Linked DNA regions of Homo sapiens: region 2 is linked to region 1. The links are chromatin contacts, found by Hi-C in ENCODE. All regions are on one chromosome and are shown on one strand. Each heading gives the region's core, a stretch centred on a gene start or an enhancer-like site at or near the end of the contact. The rest is flanking DNA. Distances are from core to core; before and after follow the strand shown.

Region 1 (4,021 bases), core at 798-3,297:
AAGGAGGCCCTGTGGAGGCATTTTTGTATACAAACCCACGGCTGGCAAGTCACTCCATTACCGTGAACCAGGCAGCAAATCCCTGAACGCTTTGATGGTGACCCTAAAAAGGCCTATGCTTTTCTCCCAGTCCTGGAAGATTTATTTTCCTGTCACACTTGTTTCAAAGGACCTAAAAACAACACTGGGGGTAAATGGGAAGCAACCCTGCAGTTTTAAATCAGTGGAAAACCTCACAAATAATTCTGTTTTCCCTTGGGAAAGGTTCCCCAACTTCAGGGTTTATCATACAATTCTAGTGTGTTTTGAGAACATGTGCAAACACAGGCTGCCCGCATTGTCCTGTTTAAGAAATGAGGGCACTCCTTATCTCTATGTCAGGTCAAAAGGAGGATTAAAAAAGAAAAAAGAAAGCCATGGCCCCCTTTCCACTGGGATCCGGGGACTCGGGGAGTGTGGAGAGGCCTGCAGCAGGACATGTTGTGGAGGTTTCTATTTTAATTAAGCAGTCAGTTTTGTCTCTTTCTACACAACTTTCTAATTGTTTCTAAATATTTATACTAGTCAGCTGCAGGGGTGGGGTGGGGGGAGGGGAAGAAACAATACCCTGCGGTGGGAACCCACCAGTACAGCACCCATTTCTCTAAGGTACCTTTGGGATGAAAGGAAGGTCAGAGAAGCAATTTTTTTTTAAAGAAGCAAGACAGTTAAGTGTTTCATACTAGTTTCTGTGAATTTTAACTTTTTCTTAAATTTCAAAAAGACCTGAATAGCAAGATAGAGAATTCCTTTCTCTTTGTATCTACCAAGGGAAATGGCATCGCACCCGGTACATAGGAGCTTTAAGTAGCTTAAAGGGATCCTGAAAAGATACCAACAATCAGAATCCGAGCCCATGTGGGCAGGGAAGGTGGTGGGGCTCAGAAGAAAGAAATGGTGTTTACTCTTCAGGTTTCATCCAAACCTAAGCCTTCACGAGGGCCGCTCGCGCTTTTTCACTAAATCAAGTGTTTTCCCGGCGTCTCCGCGGCTCTTTAAAGCGGAGACGCCCCTTGTGAGCTGAGCCGCCTAAAAGCAAAGGAGCGACGCTCAGGTAAAGGCACCTGCGCGTCACCTTCTGATTGAAACTCTGCAGCGGCGCCAGCGACGTCGCCCTCAGGAAACTTTGCTCTATGCAACAAACTGACCGGGCACCCTGAACTCAACCTGTTTCACTCCTACTTATCTGTTGCTTAAATTGTGAGATTTTTTTTTTTTTTTTTTTTGGCAAGGCTCTGACTGCCGCTCCGCCCTCCTCTCTCCAAGCCCACTCCGCCGTGGTCCTTTCGTGTTAGCTCCGCGCTTGCCCGGTCCCTGAGACTCAGGAAACGTCCTGCACTCCTCATTTGTCCGGCTTCCCAGCTGGAGCCGCGCCCGGGGCCCTGCAGCCCCCTTGGGAACCTCGCGACCCTCGCGCCACCTTCCTTCCCCTGGGTGGACCGCGGCCACGCGCCCCCGGCCCCGGCCCCCCGGCCAGCTCACCGGAGAAGTTGTCGAAGGCAGTAGGGATGTACTCGGTGGGGTAGCCGTTGGTGGTGTAGCTCACCACCAGGCTCGTCTTGCCCACCGCGCCGTCGCCGACCAGCACGCACTTGACGCCGCGCCCCTCGGCACCCCCCGCACGCCCCCGGCCCCCCGGCTCCCCAGGCCCGCGTCCCCCGCGTCCACCGCGCTCCCGACGCGGCGGCACCGGAGGCGCCTCGCAGCGGTCGGGGAACGCGGGGTCCCCCTGCTGCGGGGGCATCGATCCGCGAGCGCGGGCTTGCGGTCGCGGGCTAGCAGGGCCCGGCCCGACCGCCCCTCCGCCCCGGAGGGTTGCGGTAGGGAGGAGCTGTCACCGACAGCTGCGGGCGCGTCCCCGGCCCTGGAGAGTGGCGGTTCCGGGCCGCACGGCCAGTAGACAAAGGCGGCCAGGGAGGGTCGTGGCTCCGCGCTCCGGCGGCGCCAGCCGCTCTGCCCTGCGCTGTTGGAGGACAGCGGTCCGAGCGCCGTGGATCCCAAGCGCTCTGTCTCCGCCCGGCTTCCCGGCGACACGACGCGTGGGGGGCGGGCAGGCGGGCGGGCTGGCGGGGAGGGAAAAGAGGCGGGTCTGGCCGAGCGGCTCGGTCCCCGCGCCAAGACCACAGCGCCCCCCGCCTGCGCGCCGCGCGCCTGCACCCGCGCCCGAGGCGCCGCCGCGACCAGGCGGGGACTGCGAACACTGGCGCGGGAGGACCTGGAACACACGTTCCGGGGGACCCCGCGCACCCGGTCCGGGAAGCGACGCCCGAAGGAGCCGGGCCAGCCTCCGCAGCCTCCTCCCCAGCTCCCAAGAGGGTGACCACCGCGCGACTGGCCCGGGAGGTTCCGCTTTCTGGCGCCCACGCGAGCCAGGAAGCCTGAGCCGCCTCCTATTCACTCCGTGGAGCCCCCGGCTGGCCACGGCTCCACCCAGGGGGAAAAATGAAGTGTCCTGGAGGCCTGTCCTGCGAATGAGATTGAATTAACAGACAGCTTTTTTCCTTAAGTCTAACTGCAGCTGATCGTGTGATTTTTTCTCATTTTGAAGCAAAAGGATGCCAGCTCCATTGTGAATGCTCCTTTGACTTTGTCTTTCGGCATGCCGTGAACCTTTATACATGTATGCTCCAGAAATTTTTTTATACCCCCAATTCCTTCATTTACTTAAAGGTAATTCGGAGACATTAATATGTCTGAAAAAATATTCCGTTTCCCTTTGATTCATTTCTCTCTCTGCCTTCCTTCTACATGTGGTCAACAGTCTATTCAGAAAAAGGACGCCTCTTAGCCAAGTCAGAATACCAAGAGTCCTGGGGGTGTACAGCGTGGTGTGAGAAGGGCCACATATTATTAATACACATTGATACTAGTGGTAGTAAAAATAACAATAACAAATACTGAACTTTCATAATGTGTCAGATACTGTTGTAAGCACTCTTCAAGAACTAATTCTTTTAATCTTAACATTACTTACAGATGAGAACACCTGAGGCACAGAGATATTAAGTAACGTTTTGGGATTCCACAAGCTAGTAAGTGGCAATGCCAGGATCCAAACCCAAATAGTCTAGCCCCAGAGCCTGAGCTTCTAACCAAAATCCTGGAGGCAAAAATAAGTCAGTATGATAAACGTAATCTTGAACGTATGGCCATGGTCAGAATGCAGAGATGGATTTATCAAGAAGTTAGAAGCTTGAATCCAGGACCCCTGACTTGCAAAGGACACTTTCACATTGGAAGACCTAGCAATGTGTACACGTGGTAATATGTTTCTGTAAATTTTGAAAAAAAAAAAAGTATTTTAATCACCACCAGTTATGTTCACTGTCTTTTTAAACTGTAACTTACCCTCATATTGAGTGACTTTGAAGAGGCCATGAAGATTTTGGGGATCAGCCAAAGAAAGTGAAGTTGGGGAGACCCAAACAGGTTGTTTGGGTGTAATGGGATACAGAATCAGGATGAAGGTGAGATAAGGGGGATGTCAAGGATGCAAAATTTATGACAAATTGAGCATTCAGAGGCAATATCAAAAAACAACAAATTTAGAGGGCCCTTACTCTCAGGGTCAGGCAAGTGCCAATGTTAAGTTTTGAGCCTCAGGTACCTGACTTGCCTCTCCCTCGCCCTGGCTGTGATGACAGGATATATTTATGTGGTTTACAGTTCTCCTATGTAGATATGTTGTTGCTAGCCATCCAGGTATAGGAATGGCTACCACTGACATACCTATGACCCTCTGTGAGAGTCACATTGGTGCCCTTAACTGTCTTACTTTCCCCAACACTAGAAGGGTTCCAGTAGCAAGAGTAGCAGAGCTTGAGATGGGCAGAGCTGGAAGCTAGTCTGGCAATTCTTTCCATCATAAAGCACCTAATATCGGCTGGTGCGGTGGCTCACGCCTGTAATCCCAACACTTTGGGGGGCTGAAGCAGTCAGACCGGTTGAGGCCACGAGTTCGAGACCAGCTTGGCCAACATGG
Region 2 (4,021 bases), core at 1,077-3,576, 750 kb before region 1:
CCAAGCTTGTCCAACCCACAACCCATGGGCTGCATGCGGCCCAGGATGGCTTTGAATGCAGCCCAACACAAATTCGTAAACTTGCTTGAAACATAAATTTTTTTTTTTTTAACTCATCAGCTATCATTAATGTTAGTGTATTTTATGTGTGGGCCAAGACGATTCTTCCAGTGTGGCCCAAGGAAGCCAAAAGATTGGACACCCCTGGTACAGACAATACGGCAAACAGCTCGTGTATATGCGGAGTTGCTATCATAGGATGGGTGCAGTTTTTAGTCCAATAATTAAGAATATTCAGATGCCTTTACCTCTAAACTATACTTTGTTATTTTGCAGAGTATGATTTTTGAGACCACTACAAAGAATGAAACTATAGCCCAGGAAGATAAAATCAAGTTGCTGAAAGCTGCCTTTCTGCAATACTGCAGGTATAACATGTTTTTTAAATTATGGATTATTTTATGTGTGAGGATATGTTTTACTGACATGTGCTACTTATTGACTGGTGGGAGCAAGTTGGAGGAATGATGCTATCAAGAGGAGAATGTTTTTTTGAGCTTTAGCACTTTAATAAACTGTTCTTCTGAACTTAGTAGCCATGGGAGGGTTCCAGCTAGCTAGGTTAGGGAAAAAACATGGGCTCTAACATACTCTCTCCACTTCATGAAAAACAATGTACCATTAAAAATGGTGATCATGAAGACATCTTGCAAGGGTCTTTTACGTATAACGTTAAGGTGCAAATAAGTTGCTTACAAAGTTTTTTTTTTTTTTTTTTTTTTTTTGAGACACTCCGTCGCCCAGGCTAGAGTGCAGTGGCGCGATCTTGGCTCACTGCAAACTCCGCCTCCCGGGTTCAAGCGATTCTCCTGCCTCAGCCTCCCAAGTAGCTGGGACTGCAGGCGTGTACCACTACACCTAGCTAATTTTTTTATTTTTAGTAGAGATGGAGTTTCACCATGTTGGCCAGGCTAGTCTCAAACTCCTGATTTTAGGCTGACTCCTAAAGTGCTGGGATTACAGGCGTGAGCCACCACTTCCAGCCGCATGCAAAGTTTTATTGGTAATATTAAAGAATTATGGCCTGGTGTGGTGGCTCACACCTGTAATTCCAGCACTTTGGGAGGCTGAGGCAGAAGGATCTCTTGAGCCCGGAAGTTCGAGACCAGTCTGGACAACATAGACCTCATCTCTACAAAGAAAAATTTTAAAAATAATTAGCCGGGCATGGTGATGCACGCCTCTAGTCCCAGCTACTCAGAGGCTGAGTTGGGAGGATCATATGAGCCCGGGAGGCCAAGTCTACTGTGAGCCATAATCACACCACTGCATTCTAGCCTGAGTGACAGATCAAGTCCCTGTCTCAAAAAAAGCAAAAGAATTAGACCTGGCCTATTAGTTGAGTTTTGCTTTACGCAAAATCACCACAAACCTTAGTGACTCATTTAACATAGCTGACAATTCTGCAGTTTGACTGTTGGGGCTGGACTCGGGGCAGTTTTACTTTTCGGAGTAGGCTCACTCATTTTGGTCTGCAGCTGGGCTGGCTGCTCTTTACCGTACTCACATTTCTGGGCCATAGGCTGGCCAGCTCGCTCTCTATTCCTGTGATGTCTCCTCAACTAGCAGGCTGCCCTGGGCTTATTCATGTATCACAGGGTTCTAGAGTGGCAAGAGAACAAGTGTCAGTGCACACTCTTTAAGTCTTTGCTTGGATGGCGTTTGCTAGTGTCCTGTTGGCCAGAGCAAGTCCAGCTGTAGTGAGAGCGTGCCTAAGCAGATGCGCGTATGGGGTGGGGAGTGATTGTCCTCACTTGGTCACACTTGCTGCTCTAATACTCTTCTGGGTTTAAGGCAAATGCAGATTTCAGTTTATCTTAGACATGTATTCTGCTCATGTATTCTGGTACTTTCCTTAAAAGGTATGGCAAATTCACATTTGAATAAATACTCAGGAAAATGGTGATCCAGCCCCCCTGCTCTGCCCCTTGTTAGCTGTGGGAAACTTTGGACAGATGCTGAACATTTCTGCCATTGTGTTTCTGTTTCTTCCTTTTCGAAGTATTGAGTGGGGTGGGAGTTAGCATGGCTAAAGGATCATTAGTTTATCGTCAGATCTTTGTTTTGAAGGAATATACTGAGTGTACTACCTTCATTTCCCCCAGTTCTGAGCCCATGGTTCCATAATCCCACTCATACTGGTGTCTGATGCATAGCGGCTCACTCACAGAGACAACAGATTCCAAAGTGCTTTTACAGTTCTAACATTCTGTACCTCGTGATCTACTGAGCTTAGTTTGTCACCAGAAGGGGGCACCATTAGGCAAGTTTTTTGTTTCTGTTTAAAATTATATTCTTTTAATCTTGTTCTTTTACATGGTTCAGTCTTCAAAAATCTCAGTTGAAGTACTGTGTTTTTATCTTTCACAAGTTTATCCTGTAATTAAAATTCTGTCACATTTGTGGCATCTCAAAATGTAAATGATAATGCAGCAAGTGACCAGTCATTAGATTTGTTTCCTGTGGCTGCCATAACAAATCACCACAAGCCAGGAGCTTCAAACAACGCAAGTGTCTTCTCTCACAGTTCTGGAGGCCAGAAGTCTGAGAGCGAGGCATGAGCAGGGCCCTCCCTCTGAAAGCTCTGAGAAAGGATCTGTCTTCACCTCTCTCAGCTCCGGGTGGCTGCTAGCAATCCTTGGTTTGTAGATGTGTCACTCCAGTTTCTGCCTCCATTGTCACGTAGCTGTCCTCACATTCACATGGCCTTTTTTTTTTTTTTTGAGACAGAGTCTCACTCTGTCATCCAGGCCAGAGTGCAGTGGTGTGATCTCGGCTCACTGCAACCTCTGCCTCCCTGGTTCAAGCAATTCTTCTGCCTCAGCCTCCCAAGCAGCAGGTGCACACTGCCATGCCCGGCTAATTTTTTGAATTTTTAATAGAGACGAGGTTTCACCATGTTGGCCAGGCTGGGCTCAAACTCCTGGACTCAAGATCCACCCACCACAGCCTCCCAGAGTGCTGGGATTACAGGTGTGAGCCACCATGCCCAGCCCACGTGGCCTTCTTATAAGGACATCAGTCATTGGATTTAGACTCATCATAATTTAACAAATTGTATCTGCAAAAACCTTATTTCCAAATAAGGTTGCATTTTGAGGCACTGGGTAGATATGAATTTGTGGGAGACACTATTCAACCTGGTGTAGTCATCTTAAGATGTTTTACAGGGGAAAATTATTAGGCACAAGAAGGGACCCCTGATCTAAGTCCTGAGCAAGCAGTACCCTCAGGAACAGTGTCATGGGCCCTGTAGCACAGCTGTGCTGAACTCATCCTGCCCAACATGGGTGAAGTACTATGGACTTAATAAGGGATGATTTCTGGGGGAGTGTCAGCTAGCTCTCTTAAAGATGTAGACTCCTTACAAACAGAATTGTGGTGCCTTTAAAGCTGGATTTCTCAACCCCATTAACATTGTCATTTGAGGCCGGGTGTGATGGTTCACACCTGTAATCCCAGTACTTTGGAGGCCAAGGCAGGCAGATCATTTGAGATCAGGACTTCGAGACCAGCCTGACCAACATGGTGAAACCTTGTCTCTTCTTAAAAAAAAAAAAAAAAAAAAATAGCTGGGTGTGGTGGCACATGCCTGTAATCTCAGCTACTCAGGAGACTGAGGCAGGAGAATCGCTTGAACCCAGGTGGCGGAGGTTGTAGTGAGCCGAGATCCCGTCACCGCACTCCAGCGGTGCATTGTAAGCTGTTTAACAGCATCACCAGCCACTTCCTGCTAGATGCCATTAGCACCCTTTCCCCCAACTTGTGATGCCCAAAGTTATCGTCAGACATTGCCAGATGGCCCCTGGGGTCACAATTGGTAGATAACACTTTTAAGTGTGACTGTCTGTTTAATCTTTTGCTAAGGTAATATTACTGTTTTTATAGCATCATTTCTTTGAAATTGATTTTTATGTTATTTTGGTTTTCATTTTATTTAGCCCAAAAAACACTAAATCTT

What was found. Hi-C counts contacts between places; a loop is a spot of excess contacts on that map. Pooled maps may share reads with other maps.
Region 2: a pooled map shows a loop between it and region 1 (6-fold over the local background). The contact joins the enhancer-like site here to the promoter of RHOU in region 1. A Hi-C loop is called at or near these places in 1 of 168 maps with a recorded cell type or tissue (CD4-positive, alpha-beta T cell) and 9 of 50 pooled maps.

Annotation. Positions count from the first base shown.
Region 1 is chr1:228,733,505-228,737,525 of GRCh38, reverse strand. It overlaps RHOU (ras homolog family member U), which reads right to left and starts at 2,047. Exons shown (of 3, transcript NM_021205.6): 1 at 1,522-2,047. The coding sequence starts at 1,783.
Region 2 is chr1:229,480,461-229,484,481 of GRCh38, reverse strand. NUP133 (nucleoporin 133) reads left to right here. Exons shown (of 26, transcript NM_018230.3): 12 at 337-428. Among named protein-coding and RNA genes, the nearest start is that of NUP133, 26 kb to the left of the region's middle. Within about 2 kb of position 2,326, at least 2 of the 41 ENCODE cell types and tissues checked have a DNase peak (open chromatin) inside an H3K27ac peak, as active enhancers do.